Regions from separate parts of the Homo sapiens genome. Here region 1 is linked to region 2. A link is a contact called in ENCODE Hi-C or POLR2A ChIA-PET data. All regions are on one chromosome and are shown on one strand. Each heading gives the region's core, a stretch centred on a gene start or an enhancer-like site at or near the end of the contact. The rest is flanking DNA. Distances are from core to core; before and after follow the strand shown.

Evidence for each region. Hi-C counts contacts between places; a loop is a spot of excess contacts on that map. ChIA-PET counts read pairs that join two places held with the same protein, here RNA polymerase II (POLR2A). Pooled maps may share reads with other maps.
Region 1: a map of PC-3 shows a loop between it and region 2 (3-fold over the local background). The contact joins two enhancer-like sites. A Hi-C loop is called at or near these places in 21 of 168 maps with a recorded cell type or tissue (CD14-positive monocyte, Caco-2, HepG2 and 15 more), 1 of 37 single-sample maps with no recorded cell type and 17 of 50 pooled maps. POLR2A ChIA-PET finds 5 or more read pairs at or near these places in 5 of 52 experiments (H1, HepG2, MCF 10A and 1 more).

The regions. Positions count from the first base shown.
Region 1 is chr9:675,359-682,614 of GRCh38, reverse strand. KANK1 (KN motif and ankyrin repeat domains 1) reads right to left here. Exons shown (of 12, transcript NM_015158.5): 2 at 5,606-5,725. The coding sequence starts at 5,642. KANK1-AS1 (KANK1 antisense RNA 1) reads left to right here. Exons shown (of 3, transcript NR_198989.1): 2 at 1,569-1,758. Among named protein-coding and RNA genes, the nearest start is that of KANK1-AS1, 6.6 kb to the left of the region's middle. Within about 2 kb of position 4,633, at least 5 of the 41 ENCODE cell types and tissues checked have a DNase peak (open chromatin) inside an H3K27ac peak, as active enhancers do.
Region 2 is chr9:612,254-618,871 of GRCh38, reverse strand. All of the region lies in intron 1 of KANK1 (KN motif and ankyrin repeat domains 1), which reads right to left. Among named protein-coding and RNA genes, the nearest start is that of KANK1-AS1, 70 kb to the left of the region's middle. Within about 2 kb of position 4,836, at least 22 of the 41 ENCODE cell types and tissues checked have a DNase peak (open chromatin) inside an H3K27ac peak, as active enhancers do.

The DNA.
Region 1 (7,256 bases), core at 3,384-5,883, 64 kb before region 2:
GGAAAATGTGGAAGCAGTCCAAACATCCAAACAAAAAAAGAATACTTCAACTGGTAGAAACACCATAAGGAATATTATACAGTCATTGAAAATAATAATTTGAAAACTATTTTCCATGAAGACTTGGAAAAATGCAAAGAATGTTAAAGTCAAGAGCTGATATCCAAATTATAAAAGCTTATTGAAACTGTGTTTAAGTTTGTTAGCCTGAAAAGCATGAAAAATAAATACTAAAAATAAGACCTAGTGTGGAATTTTGAGTAATTCTTCTCTTCTGGTTTCCTGTCAAATTTTATGTTATCATTAATTTAAATAACTTTTCTTTTTTTTTTTTTGAGACGGAGTCTCACTTTGTCATGGAGGCTGGAGTGCAGTAGCACTGTGTCGGGACACTGCAACCTTCGTCTCCCGGGTTCAAGCAATTCTCCTGCCTCAGCCTCCCGAGTAGCTGGAATTACAGGCGCCCACCACCACACCCAGCTAGTTTTTATATTTTTAGTAGAGACGGGTTTTCACCATGTTGGCCAGGCTGGTCTCGAGCTCCTGACCTCAGGTGATCCACCTGCATCGGCCTCCCAAAGTGCTGGAATTACAGGCGTAAGCCACCGTGCCCAGCCTAAATAACATTTTAATGCAATTCAATAAGCATCTTTAATAAATAAATATGTATCTGTCTGAAAAAATATATATCCAGGCTGCAAAAAAAGAAAGAGCATGAGGGAAAAGCTATAATCAATTGGGGAAGGCAACTAGTAGCAAAAATAAAGATGATAAGAGCAGGCATAAAAAGTCACCTCCCAGTGCTCATCCATTTATGTCATTTAACTGGGTTTAATGAGGATGTTAATACAACTCTGGCCCCAATATCATGGCGTCCAGCAGGGCCTGACATGAGGGTACCTGGGATGTTTCCTGATCAGCGGCTCATGACAAGGACAAGAGAACAAGGGGAATGGTGCTATCCCCTGACATATGACCAGCACTTTGTGTTTTAAAAAGTGTTTTTACAGCTATTCTTTTTTTCCCTGCACAACCACCTTGTGAAGAAGGTAGGATAGCTATTATTATCTTTCTTTCACAAATAAGCCACTTGTTATTTGGCTTCTAAAGCATATCTAAGCTCTAATTAAAGTTTCACAACATTAGTGTTTAGAGAGGTATCAATCAGTGCATTCAGTTTACAACATGATTCAGAAACTTGGGGAAAAAGCAGACTGCCTCATCCCTACACCCCAAAGAAACACAGCTATTTTCCTAACCAACAATCACCATTTACTTCCTAGCTGGCTATGAGAGAACAGTCAAGAGCAATTTATGATGCTCTTACCTCCTTAACAAAAGACGCTGCAGTACTGTTAGCAGTACCATAATAAAATGTTTTTTGTTTTTTGCTTTAGAGATAGGGTCTGGCTCTGTCACCCAGGCTGGAGTGCAGTGGTACCATCATAACTCACTGCAGCCTCAGACTACTGGGCTCAAGCAATCCTCCCACCTCAGCCTCCTGAGTAGCTGGGACTACAGGTGCATACCACTATGCCTGGCTAATTTAAAAAAATTTTTTTTTGTAGAGATGGAGTCTGGCTATGTTCCCCACACCGGTCTTGAACTCCTGGCCTCAAGCAATCCTCCCTCCTCGGCCTTCCAAAGTGTTGGGATTACACGTCTGCGCCACCCCATCTGGCCTAAAATGTTTTGAATTAATGAAAACAGTACTGTACCAATCAAGAGAAGTAGGATGGAGGATCTGGTGAAAAAGAGGTAACACTACGAGGGAAGATTGATTTTGATGGGCTGGCGGTGAGGAAGGGCAGGGGTGCAATCTGCAAGGGGTACACAGGTAGGGCCGCGCACGAAAGTGGAGCACCATTAAACCGAATTTTAGATAAACGATGAACACGTGCTTAGTATTTTTTCTTCTGGCAACCGTGTACACAGGAGACTTTAACTGTCCCTAGAATGTACAATCCTTGAGGGCAGAAATTTTTGCCTCTTTGGTTCACTGCTGTATCCCCAGTACCTAAAACAGCACGTAGTAGGTGCTCATGTATATCTGGCCTATATTAATAAGGTTTATTTCTTAAGCTAAGTAGTGTGTACAAAGGTGCTTGTTATATAACTTTCACACATTTTGTATGTCTGAAGTGTGGCATAATACATTTTACAAATTACAGCATTAATGAATAGCTCGTTTTAAAAGCAGTTTCTTTTACCCAGCCTCCGTGAGGGACTCCAAGGGGAAGTCAGAGTATAAAAGGTTGTGAATCACCCCTTATCCCATTTAAATGTTACATGGGGATGTCAACTTGAGATGATCAGTCGTCGGATGTATTTTGTGCCAAGGGCATGGTTTGCCCTTTCCCAGAGGCTCCTCTTTTGCTTGTTTTATTACTAACACTATGGAAAGTGCTTCTTTTGCCACTGCCCTGACTCCATCGTCACATGAAATTTCCCCTCATGCTCTATGAAGCCCAAGCAGCAATTTTTGGAAATTGAAGAAACATATAATTTACTCCACATCTGAAACTCCTACTAAACCCAAATAGCTTATCCTTTTCTCATAGGAGACCAGTAATTGGCCCTCACTAGCTGCCATGAAGCCCTCTTTATCTCATCTTCATCTAGGTTCTCTAAATGTTATTTACATGCACAGAAGTGTATTTATAACCCGCATCTCTTACATTGAGTATTTTTTTAAACATTGGAGAGGTGTTTCCTTTGTAATACAAAGTGGGAAAAGGTAAAGGAATGATTTTTATTAACATATTCTCAACCATGTGAAATATATAACATTTGACAACTATATAAAAAATAGGAAGACATTTATTTCTAGGTGGTATTATCACCAGTAATTCTTGCTTTTGTTTTGGTTTTCAGACAATACAACACACATCTATACTTTTAAATTTTCAGCTGGGTGCGGTGGCTCATGCCTGTAATCCCAAAGTGCCGAGGTAGGCAGATCACCTGAAGTCATGAGTTCAACCCCAGCCTGGTTAACATGGTGAAACCTCATCTCTACTAAAAATACAAAAATTGGCCAGGCGTGATGGCATGGGCCTGTAATCCCAGCTGCGTGGGAGGCTGAGGCACAAGAATCACTTGAACCCAGGAGGCAGAGGTTGCAGTGAGCCGATATCGTGCCACTGCACTCCAGCCTGGGTGACAGAGCAAGACTCCATCTCAAAAAAAAATTTTTTTTTTCTATGAGTGTCATATATATGGTGTACACACATTTGTGTTTGTATATACATATATGTATGTATATATTACTATGTGTGTATATACATATACAGACACATACACACATATATGTATGTTTGCATATATATTACTGTTTATGGTTGAGTCTCTAATTAGATTTGCTTATAGATGTACATGGGTCATGGTGACTAGAATAAGTAAAAAATCTTCCCCTGCACAGTCCAGATAACTGTCTGCAGTAACAATTCATACTCTGACACCCTGAAAGTCACAAATCGGAGAGCTTTCTTTTGCCTTCAACCTCAATGCCCAGACCTGTTAGGCAGGATACCAGGTGGGAAGGAAAAGTTACAGCTTGCTTATTAGATCTCAGGAACAAAGAAAAAAGGTAAGTACAGAACAAACCAAGTTGGAAAGGAATTAGTGGGGTAGGTATCTAAACCCATGAAGAAAGGATTTTGCCCAAGGCACCAGAAGAAGGTTGAGGTCTTGAGGCACCAACAATCTTAAACACCCCTTCCCCTGAGCATGTGAATGGAAGCAAATGGAGGGCAAGGGAGGAAACCACATCATCAGAGGGAATTAAAACCCACCCACTACACTTGAAATTTCATAATGTTTCAATCTCCTCTCTCACCAAATATTTTACTGGAGAAAGTCATCATAATTCTGATTTATTTTATTTTTTGATATGGAGTCTCACTCTGTCACTCAGGCTGGAGGGCAGTAGTGCAATCTGGGCCCACTGCAACCTCTGCCTCCCAGGTTCCAGCCATTCCTGTCTTAGCCTCCTAAGTAGCTGGGATTACAGGCATGCGCCACCATGCCTGGCTAATTTTTGTATTTTTGTAGAGATGGGGTTTCGTCATGTTGGCCAGGCTGGTCTTGAACTACCGACCTTGGGTGATCCATCCCCCTCGGCCTCCCAAAATGCTGGGATTACAGGTGTGAGCCACTGCCCATAATTCTGATTTTTCTTACTTCATTTACAGTAAGTCCCTGAACTTCTCTGTGACATTACATAGGGATGATGATGACAGTAAAATAATAGCTTAATCTCATTAGATTATTGTGAGGATTAAGTATGAAAATGCAGGCAAAGCATTTTAGGCACCATGGTGCATTTAAGTGTTCAATGAATGTTAGATATTATCATTCATGTCTTTATTATTGATAGCAGTCCCACAGCAGAATCTATAAAAGTCTCAAGAAGCTGGGCAGTAAAAAAGGTCAAAAATGGAATGGACAGGGAAAGATCAGTCATCCCAGAACAAATAACTGAGTTTATCTGGGTTTGGGTTATAGTGTTCTACCCAGAGGAGATAATTGCAGCTGAGACCGCTAGAATAAAAAGTCACATTCATGGGCTGGGAATGCCCACTTTAGAGGTCACTTCCTGCTGTTGTCTTCAAAAGTGCTTTACGGCTTACATAGCTCCTCTAAGTATGTTTCTGGTGCGCTCACTGGTCCTAAACCGGCAGGTGGATATACTTACCGATGGTTTACATGTGGAGAAATAGCCCTGCCCAATATTTCACGGTTAGTGCTGGAACTAGGACTCAAATTCAGGTTTCCTGGCTCCAATTCTACACTTGCTCCAGTATATAATGTTGTCATTTGAAGGTGTTCAGAGCCAGCAGACGTAGGAGTCTGGACTCAGACGCTCAGAAAAAATTTCTGCATAGACAATTACTATTCTTACTCATTCAGCTATTTGGCACATAACTCAAAAAAGAAATGAACACTTGGCACGCCATTTTGGGCAGGTTGTCCCTATGGTGATGTGTCTCTTAGGAGGATCTTCTCTGCATTTCGTGTACAGATTTCTCCCGAATCTCACAGAAGCAATATTGGAACAGAAAGTGAAACTATGTAAGTCTCTAATATAACCAAAATAAGAATTCAAATACAGGTCTTTATGATTCATAATATGGCTTGTTGCATATTCCTAAGAGAATCATTTTACAGAATATATACTTCTCTTCCCTCCTTTCTCTTTGTTTAGCAACATCAAACAAAAGCTGCTTGGGAGTGGCTACTAGGAATTGGTTTTAAGCATCCAAACTAATTTCCTCTCTCCTCATTCAATCCCTCAGAAAGAAGTGCAAGAGGAGTATACATTACATTTGCATCAGCATTCAGTATTTACATTTGTCTTTCAACACTTCAACAGAATTGACTTAGGTAATAATTTACTCAATTGATTTCAGTGCAAGACTCTAAGATAAAAGCAAATTTTCTGAGAGTAAAACAAAACAAACCCAAACTTCAATGGACAGAAAATTGCTTTGAAATCCTAGTTATCTAGGCAACTTGCTATTATCCGTTCATTATTAAAGAGAATAAAAAATTAGTTTGAGAAAAGACATACATTTAACACACAAACTCCAGAGCACAGGGTTACCTGAGGCACTGCCGTTAACCTTTGTGGTGTGAGCCATGCTGGCTTGAGTCCAATGAGAGATCCAGAAAGGAGTGAGGAGTCATGCAAATTTTATGCATCAAGTTCTCAAAGGCATTCAACCTGAAACAATAAAGAGAGCCCCATCAAAATGGATCATTTAAAAAATGTACAAACTAAATCTTAGACTTCTGTTTACAAAGATGACTGCTAACAGAGAAAGGAAATCGGAATGGGGGGAGAAAGACTATAGATCCAGGAGGTGACTGCATTGGACCTGGCAGTATGGAGATAACACCCACGGATGTACCAGTGGCTACATACTGAAAGGGGGTCTCTACACATAATAATCTATGGGAAACAAAATTGGTTCTCTAGAAATGAGACTATTTTAGGAAAGTGGTCACCAAATACAAATGACTTCCTAATGTGTAGCACTCTACGAAATATTTTTGGTTTTTAAGCATATCTTCCTTTCCAAATTCTGGTTCAAAAAGTTCATTTATTCAACTGCAATTTCAAAGCAATTATTGCACCAAATGTTTACATTTTTAAAAAGATTAACTTCATGGAAATTCTTTTGAGATATCCGAAGTCTTTCTACCAACGCCTCTTTCTTACATGCAACCACCTTTCTAAAGCACAAATCTGATCCAGTCAGTCCTCCTCCTCTTAAACAAAAATTCATTATCTCCCACTGTGCCGTTGGATAAACTTCAAATTATTAGAGGCATTCGGACCAGAGCAACTCCATCTTGAGTAGGGGCTAGATAAAATAAGGCTGAGACCTTTATTTTAAGTCTAAATTCCCAGGAGGTTAGGCATTCTTAGTCACAGGATGAGACAGGTCAGCACAAGATACAGGTCACAAAGACCTTGCTGATAAAACAGGTTGTGGTAAAGAAGCCGTCCAAAACCCACCAAAACCAAGATGGAGATGAAAGTGATCTCTGGTCATTCTCACTGCTCATTATATGCTAATTATAATGCATTAGCATGCTAAAAAACATTCCCACCAGCAGCAGGACAGTTTACAAATGCCATGGCAATGTCAGGAAGTTATCCTATATGGTCTAAAAAGGGGAGGACCCCTCACTTCCAGGAACTACCCACCCCTTTCCTGCAAAACACAAGAATAATCCACCTCTTGTTTAGCATCAAGAAGTAACTGTGTGTATAATCAGTTGAGCAGCCTACGCTCCTGCTCTGCCTATGGAGTAGCCATTCTTTATTCCTTTATTTTCTTAATAAACTTGCTTTTACTTTACTCTATGGATTCACCTCTAATTCCTTCTTGTGAGAGATCCAAGATCTTGGGGTCTGGATTAAGACCCCTTTCCAGTAACAAAATGATAGAGCATGGCACATAGTTCTGAAACACCGGGGTCCACATTGGGCAATATATTCATTTTGCATTGATATTTCTATTTAAAAGTTACCTGAGATTACCATAATAAGACTTATATTTCAATCACAAAATTTAAAACAAAAAAAGAAAAAAAAATACAAAAAAGTATACTGTTTCCCCTTTGGTTTTTGCAAATACCTTTCGAAAAATACTAGCAAACAGTAAACAACAGTACATATAGAAATCCCATTTCCATTGTGCCCAAACTCTGACTCTAGACCCATGAAATCAGAAGAAGTTGGGAGA
Region 2 (6,618 bases), core at 3,587-6,086:
TAATAAGGTGGAGACAATTTTGCCTCAAGACAGGTATTAAATGTCAGCGATGAGAGGAGAAAACACCGCCTGTTCACCCAGTGTGCAGGAGCTTTCTTACTGAATGGAAGCATCACTTCCCAAATGACCAGTTTGGATGTTGTGGTTGGAGACTTTTTTTTAAAAAAAGCAAGCCCTGGCATTCATCATCATTTAAAAAAATAATTTCACGAATGTCTACTGTGCATGTGAAGCAGTGATTCAGATGCCTAGGAGTGAATATGTTTTTTTAAATGATGCAATCTTTGCTTTAAAAAAAATTGTTCCGATAAGTATTTTGACTAAGAGAAAATATCTGTTTCTTCATTTTAAAAATGTAATCTGGGGCCAGGCATGGTAGCTCACGACTGTAATCTAAGCACTTTGGGAGGCTGAGGTGGGCAGATCACTTCAGGTCAGGAGTTTCAGACCAGCCTGGCCGATATGGTGAAACCCTGTCTCTAGTAAAAATACAAAAATTAACTGGGTGTGGTGGCGTGTGCCTGTAGTCCCAGCTACTCGGGAGGCTGAGGCAGGAGAATTGCTTGAACCAGCAGGTGGAGGTTGCAGTGAGCTGAGATCACGCCACTGCACTTTAGCCTGTGTGACAGGGCGAGACTCTGTCTCGTAAATAAATAAATAAATGTGATCTGGAATTAGAATAGCCTGTATTTTCTTCAATGAATGCCATAATTTTATATTACATGGGCTTTAACCTGTATATTTTGTTCTTGGGAATACTTTTCCTTACCTAAAGGAAGCAGAATTCCGTGGGTACTACTGAAATAACCTTCAAGATACTGCCTTGTGTGCAGGGTAAATTATATTAGGAGGCAGGTAGGCCAAACTGATTTTTTTGGTAACTGCCCACAGTAAGTGTGGCATCCAGAGAGTGGTTCCATAAATGTTACTGAGTCAGGATTCATGTCATCCTCCATTCTGCCCGCACCCTCTTTCAGTAAGAAATTCCATTCTATAAATACGTGCTTTCTTTTTCACAAAAGACAGAAGTCTTACATGGAGCCTACTCCTATGAGAAACCTGAGCAGGAAAGAGGAAAGTGGAAGAAGCAATCTGAAGTGTGCACATGCACGCGTCACAAACTGGCCTGCTGATCGGAATGTCTGCTGAGGAAGAGAGGTGCAGACTGTCAGCCTATCAGCCTAAGTTTACGGTGGGAAAATTTCAGCCTGGGAAGTAACTTTTCCTGCCCACCCATATTGGTGTGCCTCCCCCAACAGCCAGGTGAAAGAAGAGCAGCTGGCTCTTGATCACCATCAAGTAGCTGTAAAGGTGATACTGGGCTCTGCCTGCCAGGCTGCCTTCAGGGTCCCAAAGAACAAAGCTCCAGGGTCCTGAACCTCTTTGGCCAGACAGCAAAAGTAACTACTTCTTAGACTAAACAGATAAACCCGTGTGAACATGAGCTAACATTTTTGAGAAAATAAGGGAATAAAACATAGGTTTTAGACATTTGCCACAACCCCCCTCCTCCCCAATCCTTCTCCTAACCAATTCCATTTATCCTTTGAAGACAAAAGACATGTCTGGTTTTGAAAAATAAATGTTAAACAAGGAAGGCAACGAGTGAAGTTGTAGAATACAGATTGTTAAAGAAACTAAACCACTGCCAAAAGAACTGGACTCAGTAAAATAACATTAAGGACAGTTCAAATATACCATAAACTCTTTATTATATTTTATTAGACATAATGATTCCTTGCAAGAATGAAAAAAAAATCGACCTAACTGACCTAACATTCACTTACGGTAGTATATTAAAAAAAAATTATTCTCTCTTAGACTACTGAGATCTTCTAGAGAAGGGACTGCATTTTAAACATGTGGTAGATTACATTACTATTCACCAAAATTTCCTGCTCCTTCCTAAGGAAGAATCACATATCCCCACCCTCACTCAACTCGGGTGTGGCATTGTGACTTGCTTTAACCAATGAAGTGGTAGCAGAAATACCATGTCTCACTTCCAGGAAGAAGTTTTAAGGGCTAGTGTGGAACTTTGCCTTGCTTTCTTTCCTTCCTCTGCTATAAAGAACAGCAGCGACATAAGCAGAGGCTGCTCCATCACAGGTTGAGGTCAACACTGAACACAGCTGCAGCTGACAAATAATGGACGTGTAGCATATGAGTAAAAAAATCAGTGTGTGTTGTTGAAAGCCACTGAGATTTGGGGTCTTGCAGAATAATTACTATCTTGATTGATAATGAGTGGCTTAGAAAGGACACTTAGTAAAGCCAAGCCTGGATGGAAGGATAGAGGATATAAAGTATTCAGAAATTCCAGTGGTGAAATTTGGTAGGTATCAAGTGAATATAAATGAAATATTTCTTTGATTTATATGTGTAAAGACAGCAGCTTTTAGCTTAAATGACAGCTTGGAGAAGTGACAAAATAGAGGTTTCGTAAATTAAAGATCTGGCTATGCAGTTTGATGGTAATTTAAGTGGTGTTCAGGATGTCCATTCTAATAATCAGCACAAGATCTACTATCTTAAATCCAAGTTGCTTCAGACACGAGTTGATACAGTATCACCTAAATGCTGAGGACTCACTGAAGTGACTGCTGAAAAGCCTTCACTTTAGTCCTCACGGTTATGTCATGCAATAAGGTAGGACCGGATAAAATTTGGAAGTCTAGTAACCCAAGCCAGTTCCTAAGTTTACCTAAACCTGAAAATTTCATCTTGTTGATTGAAACTCTTCAGCATTAAACATTTCTTTATTGAGCTTCAGTGGATGTGGTGCTCGGCTGATGCTGGGTGGGGAGGTGACACTGGTAGGACGGATACAGAAGAGTCCCTGTTGATCCTTAATATGAGAAACCTTCCTTAGGCTTTCATGCCTCAAGAGGCTTGTCTGGGCAGGCAAATGGCATCAACACAGCTGTTGAACATATGCTATCAGCTGGCACCACCTTTGGATCCTGGCATACCAAGGACCAGAAGTAGGCCAGCATTTTTCCACCTGGATTCAGCAGTTGTTTTCCCTGTTCGTTCTTTCATTCCTCATGGGTCTTTAGCTAGGTTAGGTATCACTTGGGATCTCCTCTACCACTATCTTCTGTCTTTAAATGTCAAAGAGAATATATAACATTTGTTCTTCATGTCTTGGACTTTATGGTGATCTAATATCCAGAAGCTGGTGTTAACTGGACAAATGCAAAGACCAACCAGGGAAAATAAACTGAAAGCACACCAATTAATTAAGTCTTTACCTAAAGGATATACTATGGGACTGACTCTGTGCTAGGTACCACAAGAACAAGTGGGAATCAAATTCCAGCCCTTGAGTAGCCTTTTTAGTCTATTTGATAAGAAAAAGAGAAAAGAAACAACATTATTCCCCCTCTTCTTAACTAGCATAATTTTAAAATGTGGGTACTCAAACCATCACAGGTAAGGCTTTCTCCCACCCAGTGATACTTCTGTAGAAAGAAAAAAAGAGGGAATTCTAGCAAAAAGGAAGAGCATATGATGCCAGATGGACTAAAAGAGCAAAGAATACAATTCATCAGCAAATTATGTGTCTATTAACAGTTTCAAATAAAATGCAATAAAATATATTTATAGTATGTTGGTATCAAAAAGATGATACTATGCCAGGCGCGGTAGCTCAAGACTATAATCCCAGCACTTTGGAAGGCCAATGCAGGAGGACTTGCTTGAGGCCAGGAGTTCAGGACCAGTCTGGGCAACACAGGGAGACCCTCTACAAAAAATTAAAAATTAGCTGGGTATGGTGGCGCACACCTTTGGTACCAGCTACTCGGAAGGCTGAGTAAGAGAATTGCTTGGGCCCAGGAAACGGAGGCTGCAGTGAGCCATGATTGCATCACTGCACTCCAGCCTGAGACCCTGTCTCAAAAAAAGGGCAGGGGGGGGATGGGTACCATAAAATTATATATGTACAATTTTGTACTATATTAAGAATTGTATGTAGGAGTAATCACAATCAGAATACATATATAAATATGAATGAGCAGAAGTTTAAGGTGATGGGCTGTAGTGATTTTTTAAAAATATAAAGTACATTTATATACATTTCTTTAAAAGATCATGTTCACTAAATCCACAAGGCCCACAACCTACACCAAAATCTCTAGCCCAGCAGTTTTCAACACTAGAGAGTACTGGCCCCACCCCAGGAGGCACACGGAAATGCATGGGAGTGTTACTGGGCAGTCATGTCTGAGGGGCACTTCCGGCATTTAGTGGGCAAGGGCCAGGAATGCAGAATACCCTGCCGCACACGAGACAGTCCCACACAATGAGGAACTGTCCTACTCATAACACCAGCAGCACAACTGTTAAGAGATTGCCACTAGGATAGGACCAAGATCAGTGTCAGCCAAGATATGCTGTAAAAATCCTAAAATTTAACAAAATACCATTAACTTTATGCCAGTATGATTTAAAAATAAATCTTTTTCATTTAAAAAAACTGCAGAAGTATATAATCACTCCTCAAAGATGGAAATGGGTAAAAGATCCTATTACCTGAATAGAGAAAACAATCTCATTTCCTGAGAGAGATCATATTGCTTTCATGCTAGAAACAATTTAAACAAACACTGAGGGTCGAAAAATTATCCCCATCTGCTAAACACACTTTTGTACCTTATCAATACACCATTATCTCACAGCTGGTTTGTGAACTCTTGTCAGTAACTCCTGCCCCGGACTGAAAGTTCAGAAACAAAGAAGCAAGGACAAGTGGCTGGAAACCCTGCAGCCACTGGCATGACCAAGAACTGAGCACTCTGCTGGCCGACTTGCTCCTTGTGAAAAATGGCCCTCCAGTGCCACCCAGAGATGCTTGGAGCGCTATGCACAGCGCCTTCTTCCCGGCCTCAAATAAGAGGGGAGGAGAAAAAGGAGAACTACTCTTTCCTGTAGGGCGCAGAAATGAGATCCTTTATGCTCAGTTAAATGGTCTTCCTACTTTTACCCATGTTTAGTACTTAGGACAGTCACACTCATATTTAACTTCCCAAAAGGCTGGTGACACTGCCATCTAGTGAATACAGTCTTTTTTACAACAGAAAGTCACAAAACTTAAGGGGCTCATGAACCTGTATTTTTAAAGTAAAGTTCAAGAAGTATCCTGTTTTTAATCTCATTTGAAATACTACTTAATTTACATTGAGAAGAGGAAAAAAGTTAGTAATAGAGAGTTTGCTCTCTGTGGATTCCTTTTAGGAATTAGCAAAATTTCAAAAATGAATACAACAGGAGAATGTAAACAAATTCGATTTTCCATACAGCAGGGGAGTCCAACGTTTTGGCTTCCCTGGGCCACACTAGAAGAATTGTCTTGGGCCACAAATAAAATACACTAACACTAATGATAGCTTATGAGCTTTAAAAAAATCTCATGTTTTAAGAAGTTTACAAATTTGTGTTGGGCTGCATTCAAAGCTGTCCTGGGCCACATGCAGCCTGTGGGCCATGGGTTGGACAAGCTTGTCATAAAGGACTGAAGCTCTGCTCTATCTCCAGCAACGATTGTTACAGCTGTACTTGCTATCTAGTGTGCTGTTCACAGCATGGTCCACTTGTCCCTATATGGTGACTACTTGTGCTTTTCTTGAGTTGCTAGCTTACTGAATCTTAAAGATGCTGTGAACTATGTATCTGGTCACAATTACTTCTTTGCCTTGGCTGCTAGGAAGCATGGAGCCAAATTACTGGCCTATTCTGGTCTACTTACAAGATCTTTTACAGTACATGCTACCTCTATCTTTACTCCATATTTCCTCCTCTTGATATCTTCCTTCTGTCCCAATATCTTCACCCACTCATTTAAAAATTTTATTTTGTATGCCCCTTTAATTTGGTACATATAAATAAAACACATTAGTGTTATTTGCTGTGTGTATGATGCTCCTGTTGGGATCCTCTGCATGTAACCATAGGCATATGTATGGCAAATATCACAGGCAAAGGTGATTTGTGTCTTATATGACTCTTAGGGTCTCTTACTACTTCTTGACTCCCCATTAGGAGAGCTGCTGCTGGTCTAAACTGGGGTTCGAAAGAGTGTCACAGTCAAAGGTATTGCTCACATATAACTGCTACCTTTTCCACATTCCATTCCAGTATGGCCGCCTGAGATGTCCGGCTTAAATTTCTAAGCAGCTTCTTCAGCTGAAGGGACTGCTTTTTTAATTTCTCATCCCACAAATCCTGTCTCATTGTTTCTGTACTTTGTCCCATTCCTAGATAGTTGACCTATGTATTCCAAATGATAACTTTTTTTAATATGAAACGTTTTTAACATAAAGGCTTACTAAAAGGCAGAACATAAACTGTTTTAGCAAAAGGCATAAAGATGATGACACTGAAACCCTAAAGGCTGTCTTCAAAAAAACACCGATAATGTGGGATACCTTATCACCATTTCAGCAGACATCATGTCTAAGAAACCGGGCCTACATACTGTTGAACTACATTCATTCCTGTTGAGATAATGACACCCAGTCAGAGTGCATCACTGGGACATCTTAGACTTTGTACTGAATTTCTCTTTCTTATCTCCAATAACTGGCTATTAAAAAAACACAGATTGCAAAAATCACA